Linked DNA regions of Homo sapiens: region 1 is linked to region 2. A link is an interaction called in ENCODE POLR2A ChIA-PET data of the cell type or tissue named here. Cell type or tissue: MCF 10A. All regions are shown on one strand. Each heading gives the region's core, and the rest is flanking DNA. Links, peaks and the distances in the headings are about the cores only.

Evidence for each region. ChIA-PET counts read pairs that join two places held together with the same protein. Peaks named below come from ENCODE experiments on the same cell type or tissue, not always from the same donor. Only the 100,000 strongest peaks of a DNase experiment are listed, where the experiment ranks them.
Region 1: POLR2A ChIA-PET joins it to region 2 with 5 read pairs; 2 of 35 experiments call an interaction of 5 or more read pairs at or near these places.

What each region holds. Positions count from the first base shown.
Region 1 is chr9:87,820,782-87,831,538 of GRCh38, forward strand. It overlaps the pseudogene LOC100420576 and the pseudogene NPAP1P7. Among named protein-coding and RNA genes, the nearest start is that of SPATA31E1, 57 kb to the right of the region's middle. In MCF 10A, for the core only: no CTCF peak of the experiment used is centred there; no DNase peak of the experiment used is centred there.
Region 2 is chr9:87,400,075-87,410,831 of GRCh38, forward strand. It overlaps the pseudogene LOC112268032. Among named protein-coding and RNA genes, the nearest start is that of DAPK1, 92 kb to the right of the region's middle. RefSeq lists enhancers at 2,030-2,647, 2,648-3,263, 5,433-5,983, 9,580-10,235, 10,236-10,757 and a cis regulatory region at 10,133-10,706. In MCF 10A, for the core only: no CTCF peak of the experiment used is centred there; a DNase peak (open chromatin) is centred at 5,847.

The sequences.
Region 1 (10,757 bases), core at 3,669-8,668, 420 kb after region 2:
GGAGTGGGTTCTTCAGCTTGTCACCAAAGGCTGGGGGCAGAGAATGAATTATTTCAGGAGGCGGATCCTGCTACCTGGCTGACTTTACTACCCAGGTGAGGAGGGCCTGCTGGCCTCATGCCCAGGCCATCTCTCCAGTTGGAGGACAGGGCCACAAACACCTCCAGCACGGCTCTGGGGAGGCCCAGCTCCAACATGACGCTGCAGTTCCTCACACTATGTTCTCACAGTCTGGGTATAGGTTTTTTATGCTTATGGAGGCTGCAGGCCAGAAAGAACTCAAGGGAGCCCTTGCACAGGGCATCGTGTACCTCCCAGCCTTGGCCTTCTCTCTCCAGCCTTTCCACTGCATTTTCCTTTTCTGCAACACCCTGCAGCATTCCAGGAAGAAGGTATAAGAGGGGAGGATTCCTCCTGATGCCAGTATTTGATCTGTGCTATGCTTGGAACTGTGTGAGTCCAAGCTTTGTTTTTAAGGGCAGAGCCTGAGTAGAACATGAGGCAATTCTGCAACAGGCACAGTGACGATGATGGACCATTGTGTCTGTGGCTGTGATTTCAGTGGAGCCCTTCTTTTGCTATTGCTGGGGCAGTTTGCCATTGCTGGAAAACAAGGGGTGCACACAGGGTCACCAGCCAGCCTAGACCACAGTTGAAAGCCACCAAAGCCACTGTGTCAGCCATAGGCCAAGGACTGATGCAAAACCCTTCCTCCTCCTAGACCTTGATGGGAGACAGTGTAGAAGCCAAGACATCCTGGAGAGACAGGTGCCAGCATCTGGGCTCCACCTGCAAGCTTAGAGCCAGGTGCAAAGATGGGAATCTGCTGTAGTTGGGAGAGAGAGGAGAGTCAGGACCTCACCTTTTGAGAAAGCTCCTCAGCAGCCCACACTTGAGAGAGTCCATAAGGCTGCTTTTCTTGGAACCTGAGTGGCCAAAAAGCCTGAGCTTGATTCTTGGGAGCAGGTTCTGCGTGGGTCAGGGCTATTAGATGAAGAGTCCTCAATGCATATCCTGAGCATGGATGAGAAAAAGCCAGTTAGTGACAACAACAACAACAACAAAAAGTTTCAAATGACTATTCTCATGGTCCGTAACCCCTGGTCTGCAATTATTACTAATGTTGTAGATATGTTTATTTCTGTCTCTAATAAATTGTTTTAAAACTTCAGATAAAATTGATATAACAAGAAGTCCAAGCCAGAATGATCAGGCAAGAGAAAGAAATAATAGGCATCCAAATAAGAAAAGAAGAAGTCAAACTATATGATTCTACACCTAGAAAATCCTAAGGACTCCACCAAAAGAATCCCGAACTAATAAATGCTTTTGATATAGTTTAAGGATATAATACAAATGTACAAAATAAGTAGCATTTCTATTTAACAATAACAAGCTGAAAACCCAATAAAGCAAGCAATCCCATTTACAATAGTCAAAAACAAATAAATAAATATGTAAGAATACATCTAACCATGAAGGTAAAAGATCTCTACAAGAACTACAAAACACTGCTGAAAGAAATCAGAGATGACACAAACAAATGGAAAAACTTTCCATGCTCATTAATTTGAAGAATCAATATTGATAAAATGGCCATACTGCCCAAAGCAATCTATGGATTCAATACTATTCCTATCAAGCTATCAACAACATTTTTCACAGAACTAGGAAAAACTATTCTAAAATTTATATGGAACTAATAAAGGGCCCGAATAGCTAAAGCAATCCTGAGCAAAGAGAACAAAGCCAGGGGCATCATGCTACCAGACTTCACATTATACTATAAGGCTACAGTAACCGAAACAGCATGGTACTGGCACAAAAACAGACATGCAGACCAATGGAACAGAATAGAGAAACCAACAATAAAGCTGAACACCTACAGTCATATGATCTTCAACAAAGTTGACAAAAATAAGCAAAGAGGAAAGGACTCCCTAGTCAATAAATGTTCCTGAGATATCTGGCTAGCCATATACTGAAGACTGAAACTGGACCCCTACCTTTCACCATATACAAAAAGTAACCACTATGGATTAAAGATTCACATGTAAGACCTCAGAATATAAGAATCCTAGAAGAAAACCTAGAAAACAACGTTCTGGACATCAGCACTGGCAAAGAATTTACGACTATATCCTCAAAAGCAATTGCAACAAATGCAAAAATTGACAAGTGGGACCTAATTAAACAAAAGTGCTTATGCACAGTAAAAGAACTATCAACAGAGCAAACAGACAACCTACAGAATGGGAGAAAATATTTGCAAACTAAGCATCTGACAAAGCCCTAATATCCAGAATCTATAAGGAATGTAAACAATTGAACAAGACAAAATTAAAAACCAAATAGCCTCATCAAGAAATGGGCAAAAGACATTAACAGACACTTCTCAAAAGAAGACATGCAAGTGGCCAGCAAAAATGAAAAAATTACTAACCACCAGAGTAATGCAACATTACTAATCATTAGAGAAATGCAATTTTTCACACCTTTTCACTTTCAGAACCCAGTACAGCTATTGAAGCTTTACAGCTCATGGGGCCTCTCTATGACTGGGAACTCTTAAGAGTTTTAACTCTCAGCCTTGCTCACACTGGGCCTCAAGCAATTTGTCAGTTGCACTTTGCTTTCCCCACCCAGTTGCTTATTCCTGTGGAGGTCTCTACCTGTGGGTTTCTGAGGCTGTAACTTGTGATTTTTAGTATTACTCTGTCTCTCCAATTATGGGGTCGTGGTTTGCTCCATGACTTCACTTGCCTGAGGGATCTAAGAAGAATCGTTGATTTTTCACGCATGTTTTCCTTGTCCAGACACCCAAGAGTATGTCCTTCTCTTGGGCATAAGATCTGAAATTATATTTAGGTGTTAATGTGTGGTGAAGAGTGGATCCAGCTGGCATGCTCACAATGACCAAATTGTGTTGATCATATTTTAATCCAATACATTGCTCCACTATTAACTTGCAAATAAATGACACATTTGCTTTCTAGACATATTCCAGGAAGGCCAAAGAAACTGGCTTCTTATCAATATGGAATAAGTCCCCTGGTGAATTTCTTTTAGGATAGACCAAAGCTGATCTAGAACATAATCTTTACATACTTGGATCCTTCCCACTAGACAAGAAAGAACATCTGGGCTGAAAGGCTCCATTAGAAGAGCAATGTGGGATGGTGCTATGCTGGCAACTGGTAGTCCCTGCCCTACATCTTTGTCGAGGACTGGAGCCCGGAGTGGGCCATGGTCAACTTACATGTTGAAGTGAAGACCTACTTCTAGGTGTGCATGTGCTTATTACAGATATGCCAGGTGCTAAGTACCGCAGGACTACAGTAAAAATAAGAATACATGCTGTATCCATGATCAGGAGGCACACAAGCCAGAGCGCCAGCTGTGGAATCGCACAGCCCGGGTTCAAAGCCTGGTTGGGCCATGAACACCTGAATGACCTGCAGAAAGGTCTTAGGTACATTTGTGAAAAGAAGTGGAGATCCCGCCTGCCAGGAAGGGATGTGGTAAGGGGCAGCATCCAGTCAGGTCAGGGCACCGCGTCCTCTCCTTGGAAACCTTCGTAGCGGGGCTGGTGGCCCCTAGTGGCCATGTAGAAGGTGGGCCTGGCTCCAGGCGGCATAGAGGCACTGGAGCAGCCGTGGGGTAGCCTGGTAGCATCCAGGTGGCCCCATGCTCGGCTTCCAGCAGGTTCTGGCCCTGTAACCCAGGGGACAGGGCCGGCCAATACAAGGCCACTGGGTGCCAAGGCAGCGCCCAGGCCAGGCGCCAGGCGGGAAGGGCTCTGACATGTCAGCCCGCATACCCCACAGCCCCACAGAGGGACCCATCCGAGGCCACACACCTGCCCCCAGCAGCAGGATGTCCCCAGGTGTTAGAGAGTCCTGCTGGGCCCGGCGGAGGCGGGCGTGGTGGGGGAGGGGCTCTCTCTTTTGCCCTTTTACCCCTCTGGTAGGCGCCCTAGGGCGGGGGTGCTGCCGCGCGCTTCGGCGCGCCTTGGTTCTGTCACCAGCCCCACTGGGGCCTCACAATCGCTCAGCCGTCCAGTGCGCGCCTGGAGAAAGAGAAGTGGGCGACTACGGAGCAGCGTCTCCATTACTGACCGTTTTCTCGCCATTGTACCCACACAACTTGCTCTAAATGGGCAATTTATTAAGTATATTTTGTCCCTGTTCCCGCCGCAGGCCCCTGCCGGACCGTCGCCCACAAGCTCCCATAGCCCGTGAGTCCTCTCAGCCTGGCCCGGCTCACCCTGTGGCGCCCACGTCTACCCCGGGCCCTTTCCGATTCCTCTTTAACCCTCAGCAGAGTCGCGGGCCTTCTCCAGTCAGCTTCTACAGCGCGCCTAGGAGACCGTGTCCTCTCCCGCCAGACACGGGCGCCCCCCTGGGGGTCCTGCCTGCTGTGGGCTGCGGGCTCCCCTCAAGGAAGAAACCCGTGCTGTCTAGTGGCAACTCCATGATGTTGGGACACCCCAGCTCGGTGAGGATCCCTCCTCCCAGCAGCAAGTTCACTCTCTAACTGCCTTCACCACGTGAGCAGGTGGCTGGGGCTAGGAAGCTGATTCCGATCCCAGCCAGGCCGCCGAATAAGACCAAGGTGAGGACCCAAGAAGAGCCCAGAGCAGTGATAGAGGAGGAGGGTCAGGTAGAGACCCAGGAGCAGGAGGACAAGAAAAGCCCCCTCTCTCGGCAGGACATCCGCTTCCAGGGCCCTGGAGACCCAGGGAGACCTCAGTTCCTTCAGGTGCAGTCCGGGGCCCCTAGAGGGAAATGTTTATCCCAATTGCTTGACAGAAAATAACTTGACTGACAAGGCCCAGGTGTCTCCAGTGGGTTCCTGCTGGGAAGGCCATGTTGTCCCCAGCTCACACAGCCCAGCTGGAGGGGTCCTTCCCCTTAAGAAGCCTGACCCATCTCCAACAGTGCTCCTTGATCCCGCCCGGGTCTGTTTCCTGCTGCCAGAGAAGGTGGCCCAGGAAGTGCAGGATAAAGACCACCTGCTCAGCTCCCCAGGCTTGCTGATGTTGGGGAAGAGCCTTCAGCTCTTGCATCAAGGAAATCTTTTCCACCCAGAGCTGCCAGCCACAGGTCCCGCAAATAAATTGTCAGTTACAACTTCTGCCGCTGGCCTCTACCCTACAATTAATTGATATGGGATAGAGCTGAGTTGCAGTTAGACCTTCCAGGAACAACGTTTACAGTCATATTTGATGAGTTCTGAGCAGAAGTTCTTATTCTGGATTTTGGGAATTCTCTGGGGGATTCTTGGGTAGACTTCAGGGCATCTGTAAACCCTCTAAACATGTAATGTGTATGTAACATGTATGTTTATCTGCATTTTTCTGGGAAGTGTGTTGATAAATTTCATTAGATTCCTTATGGGGTCTATGATCCCTAATCAGATGCTGAAGCTAAAAGTCAGACGCAGCCTGTGGCAAATAAAACACACAGATGGCTCATGGTGAATGATGGGTGTGAGGCCAGAGGGGAAGGACAGTAAGAAACACCAGTCACATAATTTCGGCCTTCTCCTTCAAACCTACCACAGCCTGGAGGCTCACTCAAAGGAAACAGAGCTGGTTTCTCTTCCCCTGCCCACCACACAGACTTGCCAAGGAGCAGCAGTGCAGTAGCCAAACAGCAGGCATGAGAGGAGAGAGCTCCTCCTGCTCCCTGACTGGATGCACAGCCAGTGGACAAAGGAGAATTCCCTTGCCCTGAGGGCTCTTCTTGTTGCCTGGGTACATGAAGATTTCTCTGTAGACCAAGATGTGGTGCATATCCACCACCATAGAGCTCACATACCTGACCCCATAGGGAGCACTGCTGTCCTACAAGGCAGAAAGAGAAGAGACAAAATTCAGTGGCCTTCATGATTAGTCAGTACCTGCTCTGGGGTCACACATCCAGTTGGGGTGACCTCTACATTCCTGACCCCCTATCCTCCACCCACTAGTGTAGAAATTGAAAAGATTATACAATTGTGCATTTCATTCATTATGAGCCCCTCAAATGTCGACATGTGGTTGGACTTATTAAATGTAGGACTACTTAAAGTAAGAGACAATATCCTGTAGCAATCTTAAGAGAGCAGCTAAACAAATAAAGAGAAAGAAAGAAAAGAAGAAAGAAAGAAAGAAAGAAAGAAAGAAAGAAAGAAAGAAAGAAAGAAAGAAAGAAAGGGAAAGGAAAGGAAGAAAGAAAGGGAAAGGAAAGGAAGAAAGAGAAAGAAAGAAAAAGAAAAGAAAGAGAGAAAGAAAAGAAAGAAAGAAAGAGAAAGATAGAAAGAAAGTCTATATGAACAACTGTTGTTTGGTAGCTCCTTGAAGCTCCTGCTTGAATCACTATGGTTCACAATAGTTTTAGCTTTCTGAGAAGCAGACTTCCTTAAATAATGACTACTCTTCTCTTACTGCATGCAGTGTTTATACGTGGCAAAATCTTAAACACCTTTAGCAATTATTTAAAGAAATAAAACAATTTATTTGTAAACTGCGATTTCACTACTCACACATGTAATAAAAAGGATGTTTGACCAGAGAGAAATATGTCAAAGGTCATGATGTTCCTTAGAGTAGGTATAAGAGGTAAGTCATGACAATATGATTACGTTGCTCCCTGAGGCAGGTTTGGTTTTCCCCATTCAGTGATCCATCTATGATTTCTTTCTCTAATCTGATAATTCTCTGACAGTGCACAGGGAGACAGCAAATTCCTTAGGGCAGCCATCAAGTGTTTTGTGTTCCAAAAATATTTGGGGTTAACTCAGCATGGTATCAGTCATGAGTAATGACAAACAAAGTAAGCTTCAAAACTAGTACTTTGGCAAAATAACCTTTCCAGGCTTTAAAGACCTGAACACAACTAGACTGAGTAATGGATCAAGAACGGAGTAAATGCCAGTAAGATCAAATGTGAACTGATGTCCTCTCAAGGTGTTTTGGTTAGAAACTGTGTGTGTGTGTGTGTGTGTGTGTGTTACCAACAAATCATTAAAATAAGTTAAGATGGAAACCAAGCCTGGGAAATCTCTGAACAAAGCCAATGAGGCCTCCTAAGGGACCTCAACCTTCCTTGATTTATAGACATAAGTGAAACATAACTTGAAGTATTTCTTGTAAATGCCTACACAATACTACAGCACTTGGTCCCTGTAGGCTTATCGCACACTGAATTATTCTTTTTTTGTTGTAATGTCTTGCCACTCCAACCAGACTGCAGCTTCCTGGAGATGGGACCATGTTCCTTATTTGCCAGGTGTTGAGTAAATATCCTGCCTTTCCTCTTGTTATGATGGAAGTGGTGTCCGACTCCTACCTAAAGCCCATCCTCTTCTTGTCTTCTTGACCACGGGGTGGTCCATGAGACAGGGCCAGTCCGACCTGAGCACCCCTCAGTCTCCTGGTCTCTCCTGGGGCCCCAGCCTGGCCATGCCTGCTTGCAATGCAGCCTTGGGTGCCCACAGAGGGTACCTCCTAGGGCCCCACATCATAGCTCCTGTGCTGGCAGACCATACCTGACCAGCAGAGAGCTCCAGCAGAGTAGCCCCACAGACATACACCAACCTGCTAATGCCCTCCCCACATTGCAGTCTCCCCTGTGCTGCTTTGCCTGCACACACTTGCCCAAGCCACCCCCCATATGGCTTTGCCAGAGCATATGTGTATGGGTAGACCTTGCCCCCACTAATGCCCCACCCCTGTGCCAAGCTACCACCAGCCTGAAACTAGGCATGGAGAATAATGGACACACATCCACCCTGAGTGGTCACTGCCACCCAGAGGAACACACACAGAGGACACACACACTCCTGCACCCACCAGCACCCCACCCACATGCTAACACCATCACCAGTGCAAACACATGTAAGACGCCAGCTGGGGTGCCCTTCCTCCTGACACCATGCTGCCTCTGCCACTGCTGTGAACACCTGCACAGAGGCCGGCAACCTAGCACCCACTAGCACCCCACCACAGTGGACAAGCATGCACCCCGCCACAGCGCCACTGCCACTGCTGTGGCACATGCAAACGAGGACAGATTCCACTGCCACCACCCTATGAAGCGCTTTGGCTGGCACCACCCATACAAGTGTTGTGACCAGCTATCTGGGAGAACCCCCATATCTCCAGCACAGTGGATTCCTAACCTCAAGGAGACAGGGAACAAAGTCAGCCCAGTAGAAGTCCAGAATTAGAGCATGCAGTCCAGAAGTTGGGAGCTGAGCTTTGACCCCCTAAAATCTTCCAGAAACAAAGCCAGTCCACTGAACCCACCTTGTACCACAATCAAACCCTCAAGGTTATCAAATAGGATAAAAGAAAAAAAACCCATCCAAAGGACAGAACTTCAAAGACTGAAGGAACATCAGCCCACACAGATGAGAATGAATGCAAGAAAGTTGACAGCTCAGAAAGCCTGTGTGCCTTCTTTCCGCCAGATGACTGCATTACCTCTCCAGCAAGGGTTCTGAACTGGGCTGAGATGACTGAAATGACAGAAATAGAATTCAGAATACAAACAGGAAGGAAGATCATCGAGATTAAGGAGAATGTTGAAACCTAATCCAAGGATGCTAAGAATCACAACAAAACAATACAGGAGCTGACAGACTAAATAGCCAGTATGAAAAGGAATGTAATCAACCTGATAGAGCTGAAAAACACACTAATCGCAATCGCAAGTATTAATAGCACAATAGATGAAGCTGAGGAAAGAATCTTAGAGCTTGAAGACTGGCTTTCTGAAATAAGAGAGTCAGACAAGAATAAAGAAAAAAAGAATAAAAAGGAATGAAAAAAAAACCTCTGAGAAATAGAGATTATGTAAAAAGACCCAATCTATGACTCATTAATGTCTCTGAAAGAGATGGAGAGAATGGTGGAAAACATATTTCAGGTTATCACCCATGAGAACTTCACCAACTGAGCTAGAGAGGCCAATAGAAAATTCAGGAAATGCAGGGAACCCTAGTAAGATACTTCACAAGAAGATCATCCACAAGACACATAATCATCAGATTCTCCAAGCTTGAAATGAAAGAAAAAATGTTAAAAGCAGCTAGAGAGAAGGGTCAAGTCACCTACAATGGGAAGCCCATCAAACTAACAATGGACCTCTCAGCAGAGGTCCATTTCCCATGAGTCACAGGGAATGATCAACATTCTTAAAAGAAACTCCAACCAAGACTTTCATATCTAGCCAAACTAAACTTCATCGGCAAAGGAGAATAAGATCCTTTGCAGAAAAGCAAATACTGAGGGAATTCATTACCACTATACCTGTCATCTCTAGGAACTCTGATTTTATAGATCACATCTGGCATTGCACCAGGTGGAATTTGTGAAAAATGTAAGGAACTATTACTGCTAATTAGGCAAGCCTAATGCTCTAACAATTGTCAAAAACAAATATGAGAACACAAAATACCAAACCCCTGAAGCCGTGTTTTCTCATTCGTTTCCTCCCTCCATTCCCCTTCCAGCAGATTCCTGAAAACAGCCTGATACATATTCCTCTTCCCTTCCAGATACAGAATTGTGTGTTCTTCATCTGGGCTTTTGTCCTGCCCATACCCAGCAGGCACACAGCCCATAAAGCAGGAAAAGGAACCAAGGTGAAGGAGGCAGAAACTCTGCAGCCAGCAAGGAGGAGGTGCTATCTCCCTGCAGGTTAGGCAGCCCTAAGCCCTGCAACCCTAGTGTGTGGGAGGTGAGGGTTCTTCCCCATTTGATTGTTTCCAAGCAGGGTCATGTCGTGGTTAACGGTATGGGTTGGCAGCCAGAATGCTTGGGTTTGAATCCTGGCTCAGCCACTTACCTTGGATAAGTAATTGAACCCCTCTGTGCCTTATCTTCCCCATCTGTACCTGCCTCCAAGAGTTGTTATGAGAATAAAGGAGTTAATACGTGTAAAACACTTAAAACAGGGCTTACCACATATTAATCACCCAGTAAATGTTAACTATTATTATTAAATCCAACTCATAGTTACAATGAAGATCATTATATTATACTGTCCTCTAGTTGCATCCCTTGAAACCACACTACAGGCAGGAAATTACCAAGTCTTCGGGTATTTTAGTTACCTAGCCCTTTATTGGATCCAAGATGAAACGTCTTGGCCTGACTTAACAGTGAAGACTAAGGTGAGGATCCACAATTCTATTTTACCAGAAATCCTACTTCTAGGAATACCTTCTGAGGGAATTTTCAGATCAGCAAAGACGAGGTACAAAGGGGCTCACTGCAATATTTTTTTATGGAGTGAAAAGCTGGACACAGACTAAGTGTAGAACAACCTGAGAATGATTAAATACGTTATGGTACAGCAATGTGCTTTTGAAGAATTTTTAATAACTAGGAAATACTCATGAAGTAGATGTAAGTAGAAATGCAGGTTTAAAAACTGTATTTATAAGTGGATTACATTTGATAACTATGTAAGCACATTTGCAAGAAAACAAAACCTAGAGAGATGAATGATGATGTTCACAGTGGGGTTACTGAGAGTGAAGAAACTTACACATGGTTTTTGTTTACATTTTATTTTTTTTGGCACCTTCCATGTGTTACACATGAACAAACACAATTCTTATATTTGGAGAAAATGTTAAGTCATGAAACCAAAACATTTAAATACAGAAAGAATCTTTCAGAAGACACACAATGAACTACCAGGAACTAGAGATAGAACTTATATCCCTAAATTCCTAGTTTTTAAGCCCAGAATGACTCCACA
Region 2 (10,757 bases), core at 3,358-8,357:
GTGAATCGCCTGCCTTGGCCTCCCAAAGTGCTGGGATTACAGGCATGAGCCACCATGCCTGGCCAGCCATTTGTTTTAATTCTTTCATATATTTCTTGCTCATATCTATTTTTTTGTATTTTCTATTGTTTTTAAGGAACTTTTTATATTTCCTGGATACTAATAATTTTCTCCTCAACTGCCAGTTTTGTTTTAACTTTTTACAGTGTCATTCGTCATCAAAACTTTTAAAATTCTGTATGTAGTCAAACCTACATACTAACTCTGTGTGTAGTTCTCTAATTCTCTTTTCCTTTGAGGCTTCTGGATTTTGTATCTTTCTTCAGATGCCTTCCCATCCCAAAGATTATTTTAAAAATAAAAATATTTTCTTCTCATACTTTCATGGTTCCGCTCTTGAGGCCTGGCTCTTTATTTCTGTTTCTAGTATGAGGTAAGAGCCTAATTTTCTCGCTTTCCAAACAGCTTCGTGTCTCAACATTTTTTTATCAACTTGTTTAAATTTGTATTTTGAGTCTAACACCATACTTTGAATTACCCCAGCTATATTCCATTGTAGGCTGGTGGGGCAGTTGGGGGAGCCCTTACCCCCTACTGTTTTCTTGTTGTTCCAGTATTCATAACTATTCTGTGTTATCCCTTTCAAAGGAAATGTATAATTATTTTGCCTATAAATTCTCTTGATATTTGGTTGGGAATGTTGTGAATTTATAGATTAATTTGGCAGATAGTAAAATCCTTATAATACTTAGCCCATTAAGAGCACACTCTATTGCTCCAATATTTATTTACTATTTTGTGTTTTTCGGGAAAAAACTAAAACATTTTTTCATGTTGACCTTGCACAGTTTGGGGAGTTGTTTCTGGATTTTTAACTGGGCATAGGTTTGGAATAAGACAATTTTCATTTTCCGAGAAAGTCATTTTCTCAAATATGTTGATTGTACAAACTATTCTCTTACAGATTTTTGTTTCCTGCAGTGGTATAAATGTCTCCTTTCTAATATTGACTTTTTTGGTAATTGGATTTGCTATAACTTTATCTCTTTTATTTGTCTTTTTAAAATATCAAGTTTTTTTGTTTACTATTCCATTAATTCTACTTATCTTTTGTGTTTTCTTCCTTTTTTAGATTTGTTTTGTTGTTATTTCCTTTTTGGCTTCTTTCTTATTTTGTAATAGATAAATTTTCCTTCAAGAACTCCTTTGGGCCAGATGCGGTGGCTCACGCCTGTAATCCCAGCACTTTGGGAGGCCGAGGAAGGGGGGATCACCTGAGATCAGGAGTTCAAGACCAGACTGACCAACGTGGAGAAACCTCGTCTCTACTAAAAATACAAAATTAGCCAGGCGTGGTGGCGCATGCCTGTAATCTCAGCTACTCAGAGGCTGAGGCAGGAGAATCGCTTGAACCCAGGAGGCAGAGGTTGTGGTGAGCCGAGATCACGCCATTGCACTCCAGCCTGGGCAACAAGAGTGAAACAAGGTCTCAAAAAAAAAAAGAACTCATTTGGCCACATCGCACATGGCTTACACCCTAGAGACCCCAATGCTTGATGCCTCCATGCCTTTATCTCTCCTTTCCCCAACAAGGCGCTCCTTACATCCGCTCCCATTCTTCAGCACCCAGACGTCCTGCCCCACCTGGATTGTGCAGTTAGTTCACTACCAAGAAAACGCTGATATTCTGAAGATTGATCACATTGGGCTATCCTGAGTACCCAGAAGTCATTTTCCTTAGGCCACAAGGAAGGACTTTGCAAACTCTCTGTGTTTCCTGCAGGGTTGCCTCATGCTGTTAGTGTCTTGTGATAGGAATTATTGAGATTCCTTCTGACTCCATCCTGAGAAAAGCTGGATCATTGTATATTTTTTTAAACGGGTCATCCGTAAGAAACAAGCCCTCCTCTCACTAATATTGACCATCTCTTCTACGTATTGTTAGTGCATCATTATGCCGTGAGGAGACACACATCCATGCTTTTAAGGCAATCAAAAATTAGATGAATTTCCTAATTTGCTTTAGAGAGAATTTTCTGAATCCTGGTTGAGTTTCCCCTCTCCTTAACAGTATTATTTACCAGGCCAGGAGCAGCAAATCATGCCTGTAATCCCAGTAGTATAATAACCAGGGAGGTCAAGGCAGGAGGATCACTGGAGCCCGGGAGTTCAAGACCAACCTAGGCAACATAGTTAGACCTTGTCTCTATAAAAAAATTTAAAAATTAGCTGGATGTGGTGGCACATGCTTGTAGTCCCAGCCAGCTACTTGGGAGGCTGAGGTGGGAGGATCACTTGGGGTCCTGGAAACTGAGGCTGCAGTGAACCATGATGTGCCACTGCACTCCAGCCTGGGTGATGAAGCAAGACCTTGTCAAAAAAGAAAGAGAGAGAGAGAGGAAGGAAGGAGGGAGGGAAGGAAGGAAGGAAGGAAGGAAGGAAGGAAGGAAGGAAGGAAGGAGAAAGAAAGAAAGAAAGGAAGGAAGGAGGGAGGGAGGGAAGGAAGGAAGGAAGGAAGGAAGGAAGGAAGGAAGGAAGGAAGGAATGAGAGAGAGAGAGGGAGAGAGAGAGTATTCATTTACGCCTTTCTCCTCAATACAGTGAAACACAGTTCTATCCCGAACTAAAATCTCATGATCCATGTTAAGGCTGAAAATCTGATGACATATATATATTAAGGTCTACATGAGGAGGAATTTTCCCGGCCTTGGGGAAGTAGAAGCTGGACCTACAATGCATCCCAGATTGGAGTCTTACTAGCCTCCCTCTGCCCTGGATCATTATTTGTCCTCCATCAGCACCTTGAGGATACCCTGGGGCTGGATGGATTCTTTCTTTTTACCCTAGTTTTTCAATGTGTAAAATGTAACTGTGATGCTCATTAATTGATCATTCTTTTTTCTTTCTTTCTTTCTTTTTTTTTGAGATGGAGTCTCACTCTGTTGCCTAGGCTGGAATACAGTGGCGGGATATTGGCTCACAGCAACCTCTGCCTCCCAGGTTCAAGTGATCCTTCTGCCTCAGCCTCCCAAGTAGCTGGGACTACAGGTGTGTGCCACCACATCCGGCTAATTTTTGTATTTTCAATAGAGATGGGGTTTCATCATGTTGGGCAGGCTGGTCTCAAATTCCTGACCTCAAGTGATTCACCTGCCTCAGCCTCCCAAAGTGCTAGGATTACAGGCGTGAGTCTCCACACTCAGCCAGATCATCCTTTTTAAAGAGTAAAAACATGATTCTCATATAAAATGAATTCACCAATTTTATTCAGCTCATTAACTAATGAGGAAACCAGTGAGATGTTGCAAGCAGTCCAAAGGAGAAACCAAAGAGCAGACACAAGTGTAAGTCCCAAGAAACGATCAAATGAAATTGTTTACTAGATGCAAAATTTGTTTTTCCATGAGGGTGTGAGAGAGTCAATTGCCTCTCCACAAGACAAAATGTATTTGCATGCCTATGGACAAGAATCATTTGCATTGCTATCAGTTGTCTACAATTACAGAGTTGTAAAATAGCTCAAAAACAATGAAGGTATAGAGATAATCTGGAAAAGTATGCTGGACAAGACATCCAGTAATCTGCTTTGCCTATTTCAAAGGCATTTTCAGTTTTCCCACATACATATTTAACAGCTTCAGTTCCAGCTTTACTTTGAAACTGGCACGGGTCCCCTTCCCATGTTCTGATAGTTTGTGACTACTCAGAATTCTCAAACAAGACATATTCTGGACTCCTGACAGCTCAGGTATCAGGGCCCTCTGCTGTATCAAGTTTCCATGGACACCAACTGAGGAGCCACAGGAGTTTTTCCTCCGATTAGATTTAAACTGCATCAGTCTTTCTTCTTCTACCTTTTAAACACAAACAGAAGTCACTGGGTATCCAGAAATCCTCCAAATATCAAGAAATAAGACTGTTTCACTATTTGTAATGGCTGTGTATAGATCAGGGCACACATTTCTGCCTCCACTACGTTTTTGATTCCATTTCATCTAATAAATGTATTCCCCTTTGGCAGCACTAGGAATAACTGCAGGCTTTTAAAATCCCTCCAAGTAAAATAATTCCAGTACTAACTAACAAAATCTCTTCTCACCTACACATGGATTCAAATTAAATTCAGAGAGATTAAGAAACTTGGCCAGTCGCAGTGGCTCATGCCCGTACTCCCAGCACTTTGGGAGGCTGAGGCAGGTGGATCACTTGAGCTCAGGAGTTCAAGACCAACCCGGCCAACATGGCAAAACCCCGTCTCTACTAAAAAAAAAATACAAAAATTAGCTGAGTGTGGTGGCACATGCCTGTAATCCCAGCTACTTGGGAGGCTGAGGCAGGAGAATCGCTTGAACCCAGGAGGCGGAGGTTGCAGTGAGCCAAGATGGCACTACTGCACTCCAGCCTGGGTAACAGAGTGAGATTCCATCTCAAAAAAAAAAAAAAAAAGAAAGAAAAGAAATTTGCTCAAAGTCCCACAACGATTATAATAAGTAACCAAACCATGCTCTGATGCAAGCAAAGTTAATCTGACTCCTCACTCTGAGTGCCTTCCATCACACCATGCTGCTCCTCTATGATCCAGATATTTGTTCCACCTTCTGCAAATATTCACTCAGTGCCTACCATCCATAGGCATTTTATGGGCATCACCATTCATCTGGTCACCTAAGATAGAAACTTTTGTATTAGCCTAACTCCATCATCTGCTCCATCATGCACATTCAATTGAATGATCAGTTCTATACATTTTATCTTGATGTGTTTCTCCACTTCATCCCCTCCACTTTGTACCCTACACTGTTGGCTTATTCATCTCTCACCTGGAATAACACAGTCTTGTTCTCTGGCCTACTCAATTCCAGCTTATTCCCACTTCTCTTTCCTACCCATGTATCCTTCTTACCATCAAAAAGTAATACTGCAGATCTCCACATGTCTCTCCCTTGCTTAACAAACCTCAGTGGCTCCCCATTTCCTGCACCATAAGGTGCAGTCTCCTTAGCATGGCCCATAAAAACTTGAAAAGCATACAAGCCCATCTTTCTGGTCACTTTACATCCTGGCCACTTACGAACCTGTGAGCTACCCACAACTTATTAGTGCCTGTATCCTTAGCACCCTGTCACTCTTGTGCCTCTGTGCCTTGGTTCATGCTGTTCTTTTAAATTGTGGTGCTCTTCCCCAGCTCCCAGGTCAGATAGATATCTCTTATCTGACACATTCACTGATATCACCGCCACTATTCCTCCTCCATGGGGGAAAGTAACTCTCTCAATCAGAGTGCGCATACTTCTATTCTGGCATATGCACACTCACATTCTACAATAGTGTTTTTATATTTCTATCCCTCACTAGACTGTAGTCTCTTCAGTGGCAGGGGTCACTCTAGGTACCTTAGAATTTGCGGCACATACGCAGCACAGAGCCCAGCATGAGGAGGTGCTAAATGTGTGGCTGAATATTTGAATTAGTAAAGGAAAGAATCTCAGACTTATATCCCACTCAGGGTGCTTTCACTACATCTTGATCACTTCAAGACAGAAAAAAACAACAAAAGCAAACAAGCAAAAAAAAAAAAAGAAAAAAAGCAAGAAAAAAGCTAGCAAAAGCAATCAGAGAGGGAATCCTATATACACCCCACCTTCTTCCTAAACCCCTGTGGCTAGGAAACAATTGCCACACTGGGAACCAGTGGTGTTGAAATCAGCAATAGTGGAAGAATTTACATTATGGAAATTAGCAAATCGTGCAAATAATATTCGGGGGAAGGGAGATTTGTTGTTGTTTCCATTTAAAATTGTACAATTCAGTGGTTTCCTAATATATTCATTAGGTTATGCAACTACCACCATCAAATTTCAGAACATTTTCATCACACCAAAAAGAAACACAGTCATTAGCAGTCACTCCTCATAACTCCCCACCCCAGCCCCTGGCAGTGTTTCTTGTTTTTTGAGAGCTGGTTGTTAAACATTTACAGCACACCACTGCTGGGAATGCAGCTATTTCTATAATAACAGTTACTTTTCTCTTCCTCACTTAATGTTTTGATTCTTCAAGAATCTTGAGGCCTCCTAAACCTCAAAGGTTTGTAACACAAAGATGATTTATCTTTAAAAGAAGTTATTTCAACTCTCACTTAATTCAATTTATCTGTCACAGAATGAGATGAAAAATTGTTATGCATAGAGAGGAAAATCAGAAACTAATAAATCTTTAAAAAGGCTAGATCACTTTCTGCTGGATTAGTATGTGGGATTTACTTTTGCATGAGACAATGGGCTCTTGTCTATTTTTAGCGTAGATAATGCATTTCCTAGGACCCACAGGAGGCCTTGGCTTCTCCTATTACTGAACACACATGCAGAGACCAGAGATTTTGTGAAAGAGAAAAAGAAAAAAGACAAGGGGAAAGGATTGGTGGTTTGCTCTTTTGATCACTAATGCAACTCCATCAGGAAAGATGAAATATAATGCCCAAGAATTTCCTAAAAGAAATTCACTAGAAATGCACAAAAATACACTTGTTTCAAAAGATGTACATACATCCCCATATGCATGTGAAGGCACTTGCACCATGAAGTCATTTGTTAATCTCCTAATGACCCAATGACCCTAGAACAGTTCCCTAGATGTGGGCTCCCAGACACCAGATGCACATTACTCATCTAATTAATGCTGCTGATGAACTTGTTTCAAAATCTTTTATATTTGTAAGCAGGAAAGGTTGGGCTGTCCTCTAAGATAGCATAAACCAAAAATAAAATTCTGAGCCCTGTAACCGTCTGAATGGACCCTTCCTTTTGGCCAAGAGCATTCCAAAGTCAACCTGAAAAACTAGTTCTGTTCATGATGGGAAGAGGGGGTGGGACATGCCTTATTACCATTAACGTCAACACAGACCTTGAGACTGATAGAACAGACTCTAAGTCTGGTAAATATTTACAAGCTATCCTCTCTGAAGCCTGCTACCCTGAAGCTTCATCTGCATGGTAAAACCTTGGTCTTCATAATCCCTTACCTTAACCTAAACATTCTTTTCTATTGATTCCGGGTCTGTAGATAATAACCAATCGCCAATCAGAAAATCTTCGAATGCATCTATGACCTGGAAGCCCCTGACTTCCAGTTGTCCCACCTTTCCTGACCAAGCCAATGTACATCTTACATGTATTGATTGATGTCTTATGTCTCTCTAAAACATATAAAAAACATATAAATGCAAGATGCAGCCTGACCACCTTGGGCACATGTGTCATCAGGACCTCCTGAGGCTGTGTCATAGGCATGTCCTTAACCTTGGCAAAATAAACTTTTAAATTGATCAAGACTTATCAAGACTTATCTTTTGGTTTATGATCAAGACTTTTTGGTTTATGTAGGGACTCCATCTTTTTTTTTTTTTTTTTTTTTTTGAGACGCAGTCTTGCTCTGTTGCCCAGGCTGGAGTGCAGTGGTGTGATTTCGGCTCCCTGCAAGCTCTGCCTCCTGGGTTCACCTCATTCTCCTGCCTCAGCCTCCGGAGTAGCTGGGACTACAGGTGCTCACTACCACGCCTGGCTAATTTTTTTGTATTTTTAGTAGAGCCGGGGTTTCACCATGTTAGCCAGGATGATCTCGATCTCCTGATCTCGTGATCCGCCCGCCTCGGCCTCCCACAGTGCTGGGATTACAGGCGTGAGCCACCGTGCCTGGCCTGTAGGGACTCTATCTTGTTACTCAAATTGTAGTTTGCTGTCCAGCACCATCAGCATTACCTGAGAGCCTGTCAGAAACACAGAGCCTGAGGCCAGGTGCTGTGGCTCATACCTGTAGTCCCAATGCTTTAAGAGGCTAAGGTGGGAAGACTGCTTGAGGACAGAAGTTCAAGACCAGCCTGGGCAACATAGTGAGATCTGTATCTACAAAAAATAAAAATTAGGCTTGGCGCCGTGGCTCACGCTTGTAATCCCAGCACTTTGGGAGACTGAGGCGGGAGGATCACCTGAAGTCAGTGTCACACACGTCTGTGTGAAGAGACCACCAAACAGGCTTTGTGTAAGCAACGAGGCTGTTTATCTCACCTGGGTGCAGGCGGGCTGAGTCCGAAAAGAGAGTCAGGAAAGGCAGATAGGGGTGGGGCAGTTTTATAGGATTTGGGTGGGTAGTGGAAAATTACAGTCAAAGGGGGTTTTTCTCTTGCGGGCAGGGGCGGGGTCACAAGGTGCTCAGTGGGGGAGCTTCTGAGCCAGGAGAAGGAATTTCACAAGGTTAATCACTCAGTTAAGGTGGGGCAGTAACAAATCACAATGATGGAATGTCATCAGTTAAGGCAGGAACCAGCCATTTTCACTTCCTTTGTGTTTCTTTGCTTCCTTCAGTCCATCTGGATGTATAGGTGCAGGCTTGGTCCCAGAGGCCTGACAGTCAGGAGTTGAAAACCAGCCTGGCCAAAATGGAGAAACCCCATCTCTACTAAAAATATAAAATTAGCCAGGCATGGTGGCACATGACTGTAATCCCAGCTACTCAGGAAGCTGAGGCAGGAGAATCGCTTGAACCCGGGAGGTGGAGGTTGTGGTGAGCCAAGATTGCACCATTGCACTCCAGCCTGGGCAACAAGAGCAAGACTCCATCTCAAAAAAATAAATAAATAAAATAAATAAATAAAAATTAGCCAGGCATAGGGGCACACACTTGTAGTCCTAGTTTCTTGGGAGGCTGAGCCAGAAGCATAGCTCAACCCCAGGAGTTGGAGGTTTCAGTGAGCTATGGTTGTGCCACCAGGGCCCTGTAATTGGCGTCTGTTCTCACCTTATTTACTTGAGTTTGTATGGAAAAAGAATTCACTGAGACTTACTTGAAACTCATTCAAAAGATCCCCAAACAGTTGAGATGTGTTGGGAATCCTCACTTTATTTTAAGCAATTTTGATGCTAAATCAAGAGGCTAATTCTCTACCCAGGTTGGAATCCTATTGACTGCAGGAAAGCCAGGGGACCATCTTCAGAGATCATGAAAAGTTTTACTTCCAGTAATGCTTTTCTTTTATAAAAGTGATTCATGGCCAGGTGTGGTGGCTCATGCCTGTAATCCCAACATTTTGGGAGGCCAAGGCAGGTGGATCGCTTGAAGCCAGGAGTTCACCAGCCTAGGCAATGTGGTGAAGCCCTGTCTCTACTAAAAATACAAAAATTAGCTGGGTGCGGTGGTACACACCTGTAGTCCCAACTACTTGGGGGGCTAAGGTGGGAGGATCACTTGAGCCTGAGAGACGGAGATTACAGTGAGCCAAGATCATGTCACTGCACTCCAGGCTGGGTGACAGAGCCCAGAACCTATCTCAAAAAAAAAAAAAAAAAAAAAAAAAAAACATTCATGCTCATTACAGGAAATATGAAGAACCATGGAGAAGAAAATTATTAAAAATCACCTGAATGTCCACCTGATATGTTAAACACTTAATATTTTGGTACTTTTAAATATACATATAATTGCAAGCATTATATGCTCTGTTTCCAATGGAATTCTTTATTTTACATAATTGGGAGCATAAAATAAATAGTTTGCATGACGTTTCATTTTTCATGTATTATGATTATTTTCATGCCCCTGAAAATTCTTCAGGAATATGATTTTAATCACCTTATATTCTTATATGAGTAAGTCACATTTTACTTAAATATTCTTATATTCTTGAATACTTAACCCATATAGAAAACGTTGTGATTAATATTCTTGCATATGAATCTTTTTCTGACTTTCTGATTATTTCTTCCATATAGATTTTCAGGCATCTGTGGTATGAACTTTACAGATTATTGATACATAACGCCAAATGGCTTTCCAGAGAATCTACAGTAAGTCACCTCCCAGCAGGCACCATGCTCTTGCCAGCCTCTCTACCAACGTTTTCAGCTTTCCTGGTTTTTTGTTTTTTTTTTTTGAGATGGAGTTTCGCTGTTGTCGCCCAGGCTGGAGTGCAATGGCGTGATCTCAGCTCACTGCAACCTCCGCCTCCTAGGTTCAAGTGATTCTCTTGCCTTAGCCTCCTGAGTAGCTGGGATTACAGGCGGCCACCAGCACGCCCGGCTAATTTTTATATTTTTAGTAGAGATGGGGTTTCGCCATGTTGGCCAGGCTGGTCTTGAACTTCCGACCTCAGGTTATCCACCCGACTCAGGCCTCCCAAAGTGCTGGAATTCCAGGCATGAGCCACCCACTGGTTTCTTAGGTGATAATCACCACTTCATTGTTTTCATTTGCATTTCTTTGATAACAAGTGTGGTTGAAGACATTTCCATTTGTTTGCTGACATTTTTATTTTGCCAGTGAATCCCGTATCCTATAGTCTGTTGCTATTGGAGTGCTACTGCTATCAATGATGTTCATATATTCACTTTATTAACTCTCTGTCGTTTGCTCTTTCCGCTTGATTGCCATTAGCCATTTAATGTTTTTTAAAGTCACGAGGTTTTATATGTTTGAACTGAATAGAGTCAAAATTATGACTCCTTCTTTGTGATTTCTTCTGTAGTGTTTACAATTAGAAGGATGCATTAAGGAAGGTATAATTAAACTATATATTTTTCCACAAGGCAGAATAACCATGCTGATAGCGAGCAGCCTTATCTCCTTCCTGTCAGGCCTCTGAGCCCAAGCCAAGCCATCACATCCCCTGTGACTTGCACGTATATACGCCCAGATGGCCTGAAGTAACTGAAGAATCACAAAAGAAGTGAATATGCCCTGCCCCACCTTAACTGATGACATTCTGC